2 separate regions of the Mus musculus genome follow, and region 2 is linked to region 1. A link is a loop called in an ENCODE intact Hi-C map of the cell type or tissue named here. Cell type or tissue: left cerebral cortex. All regions are shown on one strand.

The links. Peaks named below come from ENCODE experiments on the same cell type or tissue, not always from the same donor. Only the 100,000 strongest peaks of a DNase experiment are listed, where the experiment ranks them.
Region 2: it touches region 1 in a loop (2.8-fold over the local background); 16 of 42 quality-filtered maps call a loop at or near these places.

The regions. Positions count from the first base shown.
Region 1 is chr5:142,316,221-142,324,220 of GRCm38, reverse strand. No RefSeq gene overlaps it. Among named protein-coding and RNA genes, the nearest start is that of Gm30998, 43 kb to the left of the region's middle. In left cerebral cortex, a CTCF peak has its summit at 4,721 (motif pointing right); DNase peaks (open chromatin) are centred at 4,729 and 6,263.
Region 2 is chr5:141,074,206-141,082,205 of GRCm38, reverse strand. Gm38730 (a long non-coding RNA gene) reads right to left here. Exons shown (of 3, transcript XR_868654.1): 3 at 7,521-7,780. Among named protein-coding and RNA genes, the nearest start is that of Gm38730, 13 kb to the right of the region's middle. In left cerebral cortex, a CTCF peak has its summit at 5,053 (motif pointing right); DNase peaks (open chromatin) are centred at 2,720, 3,017, 5,041, 5,889 and 2 more places.

The DNA.
Region 1 (8,000 bases):
TCAGTTATTTCTTAGTATTCTTAGTATTGCACAGTGCTTCAGAGTTGGTCTCCTACTTCCCTCCCTCCCCCCTCCTCTCCTTTCCTCCCCTTCTTCCCTCCCTCATCTCTCTCTTGATTTCTTTCCTCTCTTCCTATCTCCTTCCTCTTCCCTGCCCTTTACCTCTGTATCCATCTCCCCCAGCCTCTTCTGGGACCTTTAAAACCCTTCTGAGCTCTAGCCCCTGTCCTCTGAGGATGGCTGCTTCCACCACCCCTAAGATGGTTTGTATGACATGGCTTCACCATCCTTTCTTAACATTTCTGTTTGAGACATGGTCTCACCCTGTAGCCTAGGCTAGCCCAGAACTCACTACACAGCCCAAGGTCTCCTTTAATCACAGCAATCATCTGGCCTCAGTGTCCTAGGAACTGGGGTATCAGGTGTGAGCCACCTCAGGCAGCTTTAAAAAAAAATTGTAAATTGTACTGTCTAGCTCCAAAAGCCACTTGCTTTGAAGTCCGTCCTGGGTTAGGCGTGGTAACACCAAAAGAGGTCTCAGACCACTCAGAATAAAAGACTTTTTCAATAAGAATACTGGGAAAAGAGGAAGACACCAAGGGAACAAATTGGCTTCTTTAAGGCCCTGATTCCACGGTACAGGGCAAGCCTGTGTGAGACCCTGGATTTAAATCCCAGTACCACAAAACAAAACAAGGCCAAAGAAAATCAAGAATGTGGGTGCAGAGATCTCCCTGAGATGCCCAAGAGGACCATGGGAAGTTTCTCCAGGTGATGTGACTTGTCTTTATGGTGAGCATCCTTTCCCATCCTTGAGTTCCAAGCTAAATCTCTTTCTCTAGAACATTCCTTTAAGATTTTATTTTTCGCTGCAGTTGACCATGGGTAACTGTCCTTGGAGACTGAAATCTAGGGTATAGTGGAGCCTGTGGCTCACTGATATTACCAAGCTGGGGTCTTCTGAGAAGAAGGACCCTTTGTGGGAAGTGCCACAGTACCCGGCATGGTTAGTTTTGATTGTAGACTTTAGAGAATCCTCTGGGAGCTGGGCCTCTGGGAATGTCTGTGAGGAACTCTCTTAATTACAGCTGCTGTGGGAGGGTCTGCCCATGGTGGGAGGCATCATTCCCCAGGCAGGGAATCCTAGACCCTACAAAATGGAGAGGACAGGCTGAGCAGTAGCAGAAATGACATTAATTTCATTTTAAGATTTAAATTGGGGCTAGAGAGATGGCTCAATGGTTAAGAGCACTGACTGCTCTTCCAGAGGTCCTGAGTTCAATTCCCAGCAACCACATGGTAGCTCACAACTATGTAATGGGATCTGATGCCCTCTTCTAGGGTGTGTGAAGACAGCTACAGTGTACACATATATATTAAATAAATAAATCTTTTAAAAATATGTAAGTTAATTTTTTTTATTTTTTTGTTTTATGTATTTTTACCTGTATATCTGTATGTGTAGAGGCCAGAAGAGGGCATCTGGAGTCAGATGGTAGTGAGCTGCCATCTGGGTGCTGAGATTAAACCCATGTCCTCCTGAAGAATACCCAGTGTTCTTAACCCATAAGTCATCTTTCCAGACCCCAAATTTTGGAGAAAAAAAAGGACCAATCAAGCAAACAGTTGGGTGTGCTAATGCGTGTTTGTAATTCTGGAGAGATGGAGAGAGGAGAGGCAGAGACGGGGGAATACCTGGGAGCTTGCTGGCCTGTTTGGTGGGAGGTGGCTGAGGATAAACACCTGAGGTGGTCCTCTGACCTCCCCATTTTGGGGGTTGATCTGGTGCTATGTTCTGAACCCTAATGTTCAGTTGCTGTCCAGGAGAGAATTCTCACACACAGCAGTCTTGGTTGTGTAAACCTTGCTCCCCAGTGTAAGGTTAATCAGTTAATAAAAGGCTTAGAGCCTGTGACTGGGCAGCAGAGAGAGAAAGGGGGGACTTGAGAATCAAGTGAGGGATCTCAGGAGATTCTGAGGGAGGAGAGAGAAGATGGAAAGAGCAGGAGGCCACCAGTAGAGGAGATGGACCAGGAGCAGGTGGCTTACAGAAGTGCACCCCGAGCACAGGCTGCTGGGGCAAAAGACTCAAACAGCAAGTAGCAAAGGGCGTGTGTCTGAGCCGTCAGAATAACTCAGAACCTGCCCAGTCTAGGTTTACAGCGTATAAGCCAAATACCAGGGTTTTGTGTCTTTTATATGGGCTAACTAGAATAAATAATTCATCTACATCTACATGCATGTGCACACACCCATGTACAGTGATATATGGGCATATACAAATAAAAAAGTAACCATTCCTATTTCTGTATATCATCAGGGAGATAGGAAGAATTTTGAAATCGTTTGAGCCCAGCAAAACAAATATCTACACCTGGTTAAGAACCTTCGAGTGAGTTCTGACTTACAGTGAGGTCTGAGTGCCCATCAGTTCCAAGGGCCAAGAGACCCCTGGGCCAAAGGTCCAGATTCAGTGGGAAGGAGGTAGGCAGAGAAGAGGATATGCCTACCATTCTCCGTGAGGAAAACCCCTTGGGAGGAGGTAACTGTATTTTTTCTGTATTAAGAGATCAATGGGAGCTTATTGATAATCCTGATGGTGGATGCACCTCTTCAGACTTGAGTGCTTGCTGCCCTGTAATCTTGTTTGATCCCCAGATCGGCCCACAAGCTCGTCAAGAGCATTGGACATGTCCTAACCCGATTAGAGATGGAGAAGGACTCAGACAATTTCATTTATCGGAAGAAAGCTGAGAGGGAAGGGGAGGGTTCGGGTTCCTTGGGAAAGGGGGGAGTAAGCTCAGATTCTGCAGCGCTTTCTGGGCACTCTCATCTCCTCTCTGCTTTCCTGAGCTGTGGATGGATGCAGGAGGCAGGAGCTCAGAGGCGGGAGCAACCTGAGAGGCCTCTCATAGATGAGAGGATATGCTGATGTGGAGCGAGCCTGCCTATCTATCTATCTATCTATCTATCTATCTATCTATCTATCATTTATCCAAGGATCACTTATCTCTATAATCAATCTATCCATAAATTTGTCATCTATGTATTTTCTATCCACCTATCATCTATACATATCTATCGTTTGGCTACTATTTATTCATCTGTCATCCGTCTACTTATAATCTACCATCTATCTATAATGTATAGTCTATCATCTATAATCTATCCATCTATCATCAACATCTATCTCTACTCCATGTATGTATCCGTCATCCTTCTCGCCAGCCTGGTCATGGTGTTTCACCACAGCAAAGTAACCCAACTAAGACAGCATACATACTTTCCAATTAAACAATTGATGAAAGCATTTAGGTAAGGTGAATTAGGCAGGAATATTAGGTAGGTAGACCTCCTTCAGCTTCCATTTTGGTCTTCCACAATCCCACCCTAACTCTAACTTCCAAGCCATGCTGCTGTCTACAGTTCTGCTACCTTCTGGAATGCTTTTCCTGACTCTAAATGTTCTTGACCAAACACACCTCACTTTAGTCAACCTTGCCCCAGACCAACTTGTAAGTAATTAGACCAGAAGATCTAGGGCTGTGTTAGCTTTCTGGCACTGCGATTAAAACACCTAGAACAAGAAACGTACAAGGAGGAAAAGTCTATTTTGACTCACAGTTTCAGAGACTTCAGGCCATAGTTGCCTGGCCTTGTTATCCTGGGCTGTGGCGACACAGTACATGGCAGCCAGAGCACATGCTGGAGGAAGTCAGCTCGCCTCACGGCAATTGGGCAACAGAGAGGGAAGGGCGCAGGTGTGTGTGTGTGTGTGTGTGTGTGTGTGTGTGTGTGTGTGTACAGTCCTCCTCAAGGGCATGTTCTCCAATGACCTAACTTTATCCTGTTTGTCCCGAAGTCCTAAAGTTGCCACCAATTCCCAACAGCCTCGTCAGCTGAGGACCAAGCCAGCCTGGGATCTTTCTTTCCTTTTTTTTTTTTTTATTAAAGGATTTATTTATTTATTTATTGGTTTTCTGAGACAGGGTTTCTCTGTGTAGCCCTGGCTGTCCTGGAACTCACTCTGTAGACCAGGCTGGCCTTGAACTCAGAAATCTGCCTGTCTCTGCTTCCCGAGTGCTGGGATTAAAGGCGTGCGCCACCACTGCCCAGCTGGGATCTTTCTTTCCTGATGGTCAGTCGTCACTTGGATTGTTTTAGAGGCAGACATGGATTCCGGGCAGCAATCACCTTGCCTAAGTTGAGGCAGTAGGAAAACACTATAAGTCTCATTCCGATCCAAACCTCACATCTGTCTTCCGATTTGGGGCCATTTTGGGCCGGAAGGAGTAGTGGAGAGGGTGAGACCCGGTGGGATTCCTATGCTTGCTCCCCTGGCTTCCCGAGCAAGTAGCTACAGGCAAAAGTGAGAACGAGAGAATGAGAGGCAAACTCGTGGCTTCTGATGCTGTTCTGTCCTGCCCAGGCCAGTGGAGCAAATAGTTCAATAGTTAAAGTTGCACACTATCCCATTCTCTTTTCTTCCTACTTGAGAGCCCAGTCGTGGCACTGTCTGAGCCTGGCTTCTTGGAGAAGCCAAAGCAAAGACGCACAGAACTGAAGAACGTGAAATTCTAGCCGCAGCATCATCATGGCTAACTGTGTGACCCCAGGAGTGTCACCACCCTCTCTGGACCTCCTTTTCTTTAAGTTTGTGAGGTCATTCCACGGTCTATGGCATGGGCCGAGACGTGAGGCTGGGCAACTGACAAGAAGTGACCACAAGGTGGCAGTAGAAGCCTGAGATTTATTCTGTTGACGACACTTGGCCAGATTTATGTGAAGGGCAGTTTCAGGGGCTAAGGTGTGGGGCCACCACTTAGGGAGAGTTGGGACGCTGGAGGGGCTGGGATCAGAGCAGCCTCTGGCTCACCTCCATGATGTCTCAAGGTAACTTGATCTCTTTGTGGCTAGATGTGCCTTGTGCCTCAAGTACATGAATGGACATTGGGCTCTGTGTGTGTGTATGTGTATTTTGTAAGTTTTTTTGTTTTTTTGAGACAAGGGTTCTCTGTGTAGCCCTGGCTGACCTGGAACTCACACTGTAGATGAGGCTGGCCTTGAACTCACAGAGATCTACCTGCCTCTGTTTCCAGAGTGCTGGGATTAAAGGTGTGTACAACCACCACCTGGCTATTTTGTAAGTTTTAAAAAATAACATACTTAAAAAAATAAGTTAAGACTGTTATGGTAGAGCCTTTAATTCCAGCATTTGGGAGGCCGGAAGAAGAAGAAAAAGAGGAGGAGGAGGGGGAGGAGAAGGAAGAAGAAGAGGAAGATAAGAAGGAAGAGAGCTGGACAACACAATTGTCTTCTGGTCTCTATTTCTCCGGCACACAGCGTGCACACACACACACACACACACACACACACACACAGAGTCTGAGCCAACCATTTTTTTGTTACTGCTGTTGCTAGTCCCTAAACAATGCTGTCTAGCAACCGTTTACACAGACTTGACCTTGCATTAGTCTAAGTAATATAAAGAATACTGCAAGTGCGTGGGAAGATGGACATGGGTTCTCTACAAGCACCATCACATCTATACAGGGCCTACGTATCCACACAATGTTCGCCGAGGGTCCCAGAACTGAAGCTCCAGGCATCCCAAGGGCGACTGTATTACTGGGATTTAAATACATCGAGGAGGATGCATTTGTGGGCGATCTTGAGCTTAGCCAGGCTCAAGGACATCTGCGTAAAGGAACAAATGTCCAAATGATGCTACTTAGAGAGAAGTCCCTAGGCCAGGAAGATGGCTCAGTGGGCAGAGCTCATGTAAAGTCAACATGATAGTGCATACCTGGAATCCCAGCACTTCTAAGGCAAGATGGAAGGTGAAGGAAGGCAAGAGAATTCCTGGAAACATATGGGCAGGGTAGCCTGGTGTACACAGCGGGGCAAACAAGAGACCTGGGCTCCACCAAGGGGCAAGGACATGATTGACAGCTGAGCTTTTCCTCTGACCTCCACTCATGTGTCATGGTAAGCATGCACCCCTACTCACAGGAACACACACACACACACACACACACACAGTGTACACACACAGATAAAAAGTAAAAATAAAATACAGTACCTAAAAAAAACATCCCTTCAAGGGTAAATTTTCCGGTCTTGAAAGTCACTTTAAGATGAAGCAACGTGAGACTTAGTCTGTCCCTCAACGAGGGCAAACAAGCTAAATAGACTTTTCTAAAGTGCTGCTGGGACTCTGTCATTGCTATTCGGCTTGTCACACAGCTCTGTCAAGAAGCCTAAATTTAGATGGTTCCTTGTTCGGAAACCAGGACATTCCGTTTTTGTCCGAAAAGCAATGACACAGAATTGAATCCTGTTCAGTTGCTGTTAATTCATAAGACATTTGGATCCAGCTGAAGAAATAGAGATGTTAATTGCATTGTTATTTATAGTAGCGTAAATTAGAAAAAAAATCTAAGTGGTAAAAAAGGAGAAAATAAACTGTGGTGTAGTTAATCAAGGAATATTATGTGAACATTAAGAAGGATGGTCAGGCCGGGCATGCCTTTAATCCCAGCACTTGGGAGGCAGAGGCAGGTGGATTTCTGAGTTTGAGGCCACCCTGGCCTACAAAGTGAGTTCCAGGACAGTCAGGGCTACACAGAGAAACCTTGTCTTGAAACACCCCCCCCCCCAAAAAAAAGGGATGGTCATGGGGTTGGGAGATAGATTAGTCAGTGCCTTAGAATCCACATTGAGAAGAACCAGACAGGACTACTAATGCATGCTTGTAGTGCAATGATGACCACTGACCAGCCGACCTAGTCAAAAAACAGCCATCCCAGGTTCTAGTGCGAGACCCTGTCCCTAAAAATAAAAGAGTATTACTTTAAGGAGCAACATCTGAGATTGACCTCTGCCCCCGACCCCCCCCCCCATAAATAATATTAATAGTAACAATAATAACATTGAAAATAAAACCATAGGTTATTTATGGTGATCTATGCCTTACATGCAATTCTAGTACTTGAGAGGCTGATGCAGAGGCTGATATATGTTTCTATATATTTATATCTATATCTACATTTATATCTACATCTAAGTTTACATCTGTATCTATATCTGTATATATCTGTGCATGTACCTCAATTGCACGTGGAGTTCAGAGGACAACCTAAGGAAATTGGTTCTCAAACTAAACACAGCACGTGCCTTTGATCACTGAGCCACGTCATTGGACCCAAGTTGCAATACTGTTTATGGAGGAAAATTTTTTGTGGCTTTCCAGAGTAAAGATTTTGTAGTGTGAGATCACTTGAAGTGCGTTTAGCAGGGACGAGTGATGGAGATATCAGGAGGCAGCGTTGGGATTCAGGGTCCCAGCAACATCTCTGGGCTTGGAGGACACCCAAGCCACTTTAGTTTTTGTACACACAGAGCAGCAATCTTCCAGTTAGGCATGGTGACGTATGTATTCAGCATTCAGGAGGCTGAGGCAGGAGAATCACTCAAGGTCAGCCTGGGCTACATAGTGATGTCTTGTCTCGACACAAAACTCACTAGAAAAAAAAAATCTATGCTGGGAGAGTTCAGTCACTAATGTGCTTGCCATGGAAGTGTGAGGACCTGGAGTTCAGTGTCCAGTAACCAGGTATGATGGTCTGCCCTTGTAATCCCAGAAATGCGGGCGGGGGGGTGGGGGGCAAGGAGGCGGAGGCGGAGGCGGAGGCGGAGGCGGAGGCGGAGGCGGAGGCGGAGGCGGAGGCGGAGGCGGAGGGATCCCTAGGCTAGGAGGCTCTGCCAGTTTAACCTCGCTGACAAACTCCAGCATGCACCGCTATGCCCTGGCTTTTATATGGGTTCTGGGGACTGAACTCAGGTCCTCATGCTTGTGCAGCTAAAACTTTACCGAATGGCCAGGTCTCCAGAGCCAGAGGCTGCCTCTTGTGCTGACCACGCAGTCTGGTCAACTGGGTGGCAAAGGTGGCAGGCTGGGTTCTCACACAACCCCCCACCCCAGCCAGGCCAAAGGAAGA
Region 2 (8,000 bases), 1.2 Mb after region 1:
TTCATCATCTTAAAGATCTCTTTGTTTGACAGTTAAGTGCATTAGCGTAGAGTAGAGTGATATTTCTTCTCTATTGTAATAATTATTTCCTCTTATAATTTCTGAGTTGTATCCGAGTTTGAGTGTTGTTCCCCTAGCCCTTGAACATAAAGATTTCTACTGTCCTCCAATAGTGTGTCAAATGCACAAAAAGAAAGACTTCAGCAAAACTGAGCCGACTTACATAGAACTCTTACAAGAATAAAGCAGAGAGTACTGATTAGCTATGCAGGGAGGAAAAATGAGAGGTGCAAGAGAGACACTGGCATATTCAGTTACCAGAAGCTCCCAACAAAGGGAGCACGATGATCAAGGTTTAGGGCAGCTCCTCTCATCTCTAATAATGAAATAATTCTCTACGGTAGTAGCCCAATTAGGAATCTCAAATGTTTGCTCATCAAAGAATCTGGAGGCCTATGCAGAAGGTCTCTGGGCACAGCTCAGCATCACCACTGAAGTCCTATCACTCCCAGTGTAGAGAGGAGATGGAGCCACATAGGAGTATTGGACTGGGGAGATGGCACCACTGGGTGAAGTATCTGCCACACAAACGCAAGGATCAGAGTTTGAGACCCAGAACCCATGTTAAATACTGACTGTGGTGGCACATGCCTGTTATCCCAGCACTGGGGAGGTAGAGACAGGAGGATGCTCTGGGGCTCATCAGCCAGACAGCATAATGGAAATGGTGAGCTCCAGGTTTAAGGGCAATACCTTGTTTCAAATAATGACTGTGCAAGAGATGGCTCAGCATTAAGAGCACACACCGCTCTTGTATAGCACCCAAGTTTAGTTCCCAGAACCTATATCAGGTGATTCAGAACTATCTATAATTCCTGCTCTAGGGGATCTAATGCCCCCTTAGGCTTCTATGGGTACCTGCACTAACACAGCTATGTCCCTACACAGGTACACATATAATTAAAAACAAAATAGACACACACACACACACACACACACACACACACACACCCCTTGTCCTAAAGCTTTGGTTTCTTTCCCCGGAAACTACCAAAGACACACTTTGCTCTGGTGACAGCAGACTGCTTGTGAACTTCCTATTTTGTAGAATGAACCAGGAAGTTACTGACAACTGACAAAGTTGACAAGGGACAGTGAAGTTGGAGCTACTCAGTGTGGTTCCCATAGCAACCACCTGGATGTCCCCTGGTTTGCTATTGAAGGCGTGTGTATTTAATCTTCCCCGTACCTGCAGCATCAGGACCCGCAGATGTTAGGATGAGCCAGCAACCACAGAAGCCTGCTTCTCGAAGACAGATTCTGGAAGATTCGATCCAGGCAGCTGGAATGTCAGGCAGTAATTATGGCCTAATCTTGGCAAATTACATCTGTAAAGATCTTTTATTATTGGGGTGGGGGGAGTGTTTCAACCCAACACGGAAGGGATAAAGTACCAGGAACCCCAGTCAAAGCCTCTTTGCATTTTGGCTCTTGCCTGAGTCTGTGTATAAATTTTTTTTTAATATTTACTTTTATTTTTAAACCATGCATATGGTGTGTGGTGTGTACATGTGAGTACAGTTGCCTGCAGATGACAAAAGAGGATGTTGGGTTCTCTAGAGCTGGAGTCAGAGGCTATTGTGAGCCACCCTATGGGAACTAAACTCAGGTCCTGCAAGAGCGGTGTATGCTCTTAATTGCAGAGCCATCTCTCCAGTTCCTAAAAATTCTTTGCTGAAACATCGTTTCTGAGCTGGGGAGATGGCTCAGCTAGGAACTGTTTTCTCTGCAAGTGTGAGAATATGAGTTTGAGAAAGAAAGAGAGAGGGAAAGACATACGGAGACAGAGAGACTTAGGGAGAAAGACAGAAGAGACAGAGGGAGGAGGAGGAAGAAGAAAGGCAGGTAGGAAGCGAGGGAGGCAGGAGCAAGGTTGGAAGGGAGGGAGGGAGGGAGGGAGGGAGGGAGGGAGGGAGGGAGGAAGGGAGGAAGGGAGGAAGGGAGGAAGGGAGGAAGGGAGGAAGGGAGGAAGGGAGGAAGGGAGGAAGGGAGGAAGGGAGGAAGGGAGGAAGGGAGGAAGGGAAGGAGGCAGGCAGGCAAGGTAGGAGACAGAAAGGGACATCTCTAGAAACTGGATAGCCAGCTAGCCTGACTGACCTATGCAGTGAAGTAAGTAGGTGCACACGTGTGTGTGCACACGTGTGTTTGCACACACATGTGAGAGCAGAGTTCAATCTTGGGCATCTTCCTCAGATGATTTCCCACATTCTTTTTCGAGGCAGGGCCTTTCGCGGGTCTGGGTCCTCCCATCTCTACCTGTCTAGCATTAGGATAACAGGTGTAGGCTGCCACAGCTGGCTTTTACCAGTTTGTGGGGATGTGTGAACTCAGGTCTCCACGCTTGTACAAAAAAGCGCTTTACTAACAGAGCAACTCCCTAAGGTGCTTTGGGTCAAGGTGTGTCATCACAGCAATGATAATCCTGACAAGGACAGGCATCACCACGGAGTCAGCTCCCAGCCTTCCCAGACGGATGCCCCGCCTCTGCATCCGTCCCCGTGCACCCAACACAGAGCTGGTGCACTGGGACTCCCCTGTAGGAATCCAGTGAAGACTTGGTTTTTAAAATAAAATGATTCTGAGCCATACTGCCTCGCGAATACTAACTAGGATGCAACCTATGAAGGTTCCCCTGTTTCTAAATCTGGCAGCGAGGGAACAGGAGGGTGGGAGGCGGGGACGGGGAGAAGAAGCTATTTTTAATTCCTGGCCAAGAAAAAAAATTTTTTTAAATCCACACTAATATTATGAGTTCAGCTTGTTCGAACAATGAATTCTGTTTCCGTAATTGTCCTGTCCACAGTTAATGCTGGAGAGGGAACAGAGAATGGTTGTGATTTCTAATCGAAATCCGCTCCGTTTCCCAGTGGCCAAGTGGAGGTGGGGTTTCCTTCAGTGTCCCAGGAGAACCCCAGAAGGAAGGAGATGATGACCCGTCCCGGGGTCGAGCCATACGACTCGTAATTAATATTTAACACTGCTTTTAAAACTAAGTGACAGGCTCCTTAATCAGCACATACATTATTTGAGGTCGGGAGCAGAAGAAAGGCATATATTGATTGGATTGCGTTTTACCCCTCGCCCCCATTCACACGCCTCTGTGGCTACGGTGGTCGATAAGGTCCATGGTGGCCAGATATTTTTAAGGTCTCTCGGGTGCTGCTCTTAAGCCAGCCAACTCGCGCCCCGTGTGTGGGCCACCCTGCGGGGGCGGGGGGGGGCATGTTGGCTAGAAAACCTCTTGTCTAAGGACAACGAATTTGTCTCCTTTTCCTGTCAGCCCTGCCTCAAGACCCTTTAATGAAGAGGACCACGTGGATCCAGGGTGTGGTTTCCCATTGACTTTTATATATTATGAATGTTTAAAAACACACAAAAATACAGAGATTAATAGTATAAGTTCCAGACATGCAAAATGGACAAAAGCCAGATTTTTCACTTTGAGGGATTTTTTTAAAAATGTAAATTACGTATGGCTGGCATGGTGGTACAGGCCTATAATCCCACCACATAAGAGGTAGAGGCAGGAGGATTGGAAGCTTAAGGCTAAGGGCTGGACATGTAGCTGAGTTAGTTTGGTGCTAATATTGTGTGTAAGAGACCGTGGATTGGATCCCTGGCAACAATACAGAAAGGAAAGACCAGGCCAAGTTAGGAAAAGAACATTTGGACTATCAAGTGAGCTCCAGGCCAGCCTGGGCTACAGTGAATCAAATGGCCATCTCTGCTACATAGTGAGTTCTAGGCCAACTTGTACTACAGAGCGAGACCCTGTCTCAAGTCTGTGACCCCCAAACTAAGCCTTCAGGATGAGCCCCATCTGTAGGGTCATTCTCCCATGCCCTGTCTTGAGCTGGGGCATGTGTCCTTGAACTGCCTTTCATAAGCCAGATTTGCCCTCCAATAGTCAGCCCAGCCACGAACAATCTAGAAGAATACTGTTGGACTGCTCACACTTCTAGAATTTGCCTCTATGCCCTCATGTCGTGATATTATGTTTTAGGAATTTGCCACACTGCTACAACTTGGCCTTTCTTAGATAAGCCAGGTGTTCAGACTTCTCCAGCTGTGTCCTTTTCCTTTTGGCGATGAACATTTAGGGGCTCCATTCTTAAGGTCATTCTTATACACAGAGCTCGTCTGAGGCCAACCTAGGCTCTGTCTCAAGAAAAAGAAAAGAAAGATGGGGCGGGGTGGGAGGATGTATGCAAAGAAAGAAGAGAGAAAAGACAAAGAGAGAGAGGAAGGAAGAGAAAGTCAGACTGGATTTAGGGGGATGAACCAGGGTGGCCAGTGTGGAAAGTTGTATAGAGGTTCTTCAAAAAAAAAAAAAAAAAAAAAAAAAACCTCCAACAGCCATTGCATTGTCCAGCTTCCTGAAGTAGGCACGCTACAGCAAGGCCCAGAATCCATGCTTTACTTTCTAGTTTTTCATACACAATTTCAGTCTTAGCCCAGGCCATCTTGGAATTGACCATGTAGCCCAGGATGCCCCAAACTCACACCAATCATCCTGCCTCCACTTCCCAAGTGCTGGGATTATAGGCATGAGCCGCTGTGGCAAACAGTCCTGTCCACTGCTCACAAGACTGGGATTTAGGGTCAGATGAGCATGGTCAACAGACACGCAAGAAAAGAGAAGGTGGCATTTACACACAATGGAATACAAAAGAAACTCTTATTCAGATACAAAAGAAAATGAAATTATGCCCTTTATGGGAAAATGGATAGAACTGTAGATCATTGTTAAATAATACGTCAAACTCTAAAAGATAAATAGCTTGTCTTTTGTGTGCACACATGTGTATAGAAAGAGAGCAGGATCAACACAGAAGGAGAAAGGGGAGCATTGGATGGGGAGAAGGAGAGACAAGAGAAGGTACTGCAGGGTGTGTTACAGTACAGTGAACTACACACCTGCAAAGAGCATAAAAAAACAGTCTCCTGTGGATCTGCTATTCTGGAGGCTAAGACAGGAGTGTGTCAAATTCCAGGCACCCTGAACAACAGAGGGAGCTCAAGGACAGCCTGAGCAAATCAGTGACACTTCATCTCAAGATAAAAATTAAACAAAAACAAAAACACTGAGGATGTAGTTCAGTGGTAGAGCCCCTGCCTAGAATCCCCCAGTGAGGGGCTGGGGGCGTGGCTCAGTGGTAGAGCCCCTGCCTAGAATCCCCCAGTGAGGGGCTGGGGGCGTGGCTCAGTGGTAGAACTCCTGCCTAGAGTCCCTCAGTGAGGGGCTGGGAGTGTGGCTCAGTGGTAGAGCCCCTGCCTAGAATCCCCCAGTGAGGGGCTGAGGGTGTGACTCAGTGGTAGAGCCCCTGCCTAGGTCCCCCATAAAGGGCCTGGGGTGTGGCTCAGAGAAAGGACACTTGCCTATTGTGGCTGAAGCTCTGGAATCAATCCCCAATCCTGAAGGAAAAAGGAAAGAACAAAGGGGGTGTAATTTCATGCACAAGGCCTCCTAGGAGCATTCAGGTGTGTGGTGGTAATGGCCCAATAAATATTCCTAACAGAAAAATTCTTGCAAATAGAGCCTCCCCATGGTTCGGGCAAAAATTGCTCAGGAACCTTGACCAAGAGCTCAACAAGACACATAGTTCACAGCATAATGCAGTCATGTCTGAGGTCTTCCAGCCTCTGAGAGCTTCGTTCTCCTGAATGTAAACTTTAGCTCTGTGGTGAGGGCAGAGCTGTGCTGTGTAGCATGTGTCCCCAAGGACTCAGCTCCATTCAGGCCTGCCTGGTTCTGCTGCACCCGAGGAACATCTGGCCTCCCAAGGCTTATGCAAACCCCAGGCAGAAAGAAGAAAGAAAGCTTCTGAGAGCAGAAAGGAGGTACCGCCTGCAGAAGCTGCCCCCACGCATGGGTCCAGGAAGAAAGTAGATCCGACTGCCTCTGTGGTAGAGACAGCAGCAGGAGGTGACATCAATTCTCTGCTCTGCTGAAACTTCCCCGCCAGCATCCCGAATGATAAGAAATCACTCATTTCTGACATGGTCTCATTTTCAAAGGGTTTCTATAAGAAGCATCCAGCCATCCCATTTCGAATATAGTTCAAATAGAAAAGAAAAACTAATCCTGCTATGTTTATTATTAATTAAACAAGATTTCCAGCATCAGCTGGATAGACACAGGCAGAGGGGAAGCAGGCCCCATCCCAAATACTGCGTACCCAGTCCACCAGACTTTTAAGGGAGGGACTTCAGAAAGTTTCCTTCATGGAAAATTCAAATACCTATCCATGCTATCTGCCTTCTGATGCAGCACTGAGAGGCACCATGGTGTGGATATTAGGTTATTTATTTTCTCATGTCCCCTGGGTTGATGGTTGTGTGTAAGGATGAATGACTAGTGTCTTGCTGGTCATTTGAACAGGTGCAGAGCGAAGATTATTTCATACTGAGTTCTGCTGTCTTTAGATTCTCTGAGAAATGAGAAATAAAATCTCTGGAGAGAATCCAGGTGGGAAAAAAATAGAAATAAATGATCAACATATAAATAAGTGGGTTCTGTGTTCCTGGTTGGTTGGGAGCATGCTTTTCCTTTTATGATCTTGTTACCATTGCAAATTTATGAATTCTAAAAAATTTAGAAACTCTGTGAAATATTTAAATGCATTTTAAAGACTCTGCATAGACAATGGTGGTATAACCCCAGAGCATCCAAAGTGGTTTTCACAAGCTGGAGGTCAGCTCTGGGAGGCTTTGGCCTATCATGACCTGAGCTACATCTGTGTGATTCAGGGATATGGGTGGGTGCCAGTGCACAGCAATTCAAGCATGGAGTGCCATCCAGCGGGCAGGGCGTAGGGAGAAAGGTATGCTTTTATTGTGGTTAGTTTTGTTTGAGACGGGATCAAATTGTGTAATAATGGCTAACCTGGAATCTCTGATCCTTTTGCCTCTGCAGTATTGATATTATAAACACTGTATTCAGGACCTTACCACCAAGTCCCTCACTGGGGGGATTCTAGGCAGGGGCTCTACCACTGAGCCACACCCCAGCCCCTCACTGGGGGATTCTAGGCAGGGCTCTACCACTGAGCCACACCCCAGCCCCTCACTGGGGGATTCTAGGCAGGGGCTCTAACACTGAGCCATGCTCCAGCCCCTCACTGGGGGTTCTAGGCAGGGGCTCTAACACTGAGCCACGCCCCCAGCCCCTCACCCCACTGGGGGATTCTAGACAGATGCTTTACCACTGAGCCACACCACCGAGTCCCTCACTGGGGGATTCTAGGCAGGTGCTCTACCAACTTAGGCATATCCCCAGCCACTAGTAGAGAATATTAAAACAGAAATAAAACCCACTAACAGTCAATTTGCTTTTTTTATTATTACCACATGCCAGCTAATCTGCCTGATGCCAACAATGCTGTCTGTCTCTCCCCCAAATCTCTTCATTGTTCTAAGTTCTGCACAGTGAAGCACTTACAGTTGAGTTTAATGGAACAGCTTCCAAATGGCACATTGCACAATCTAACATCTCAACAAACAATGTGAGATGGTTTGGAGGGTGATTTGGAGAAGTCCCAGGTACACAGTTGGAGCTCCATACACAGGGGCTCAGCTGTGAATTGTTCCTGTGAAACAGACGCTCTCCCAGACTCTGGGCTGTGGCTGTCTTCTGTATACGCTTCAGGTCTTCAATGTGTCATGCATAACGCATGTCAGTGCTTAAACAGTAGATTCAATATAAGCGCTCACACAATTACTGCAAAGACAGAAGAGGGAGGAATTTGAATACCCTTAACTCTGCCTTCCTTTGTCACCAATCAGTTAGTTTGTTTAACATGTAAAACTTCAGAGCAGGGCCAGAGAAAGGCTCGGGTGGTAAAGACACCTGCCGCCAATGGCCTGAGTTAGATCCTTGTGACATACGTAGTTGAATGAACTGACTCCCACAGCATGTCCTCTGACCTCTTATGCATGAG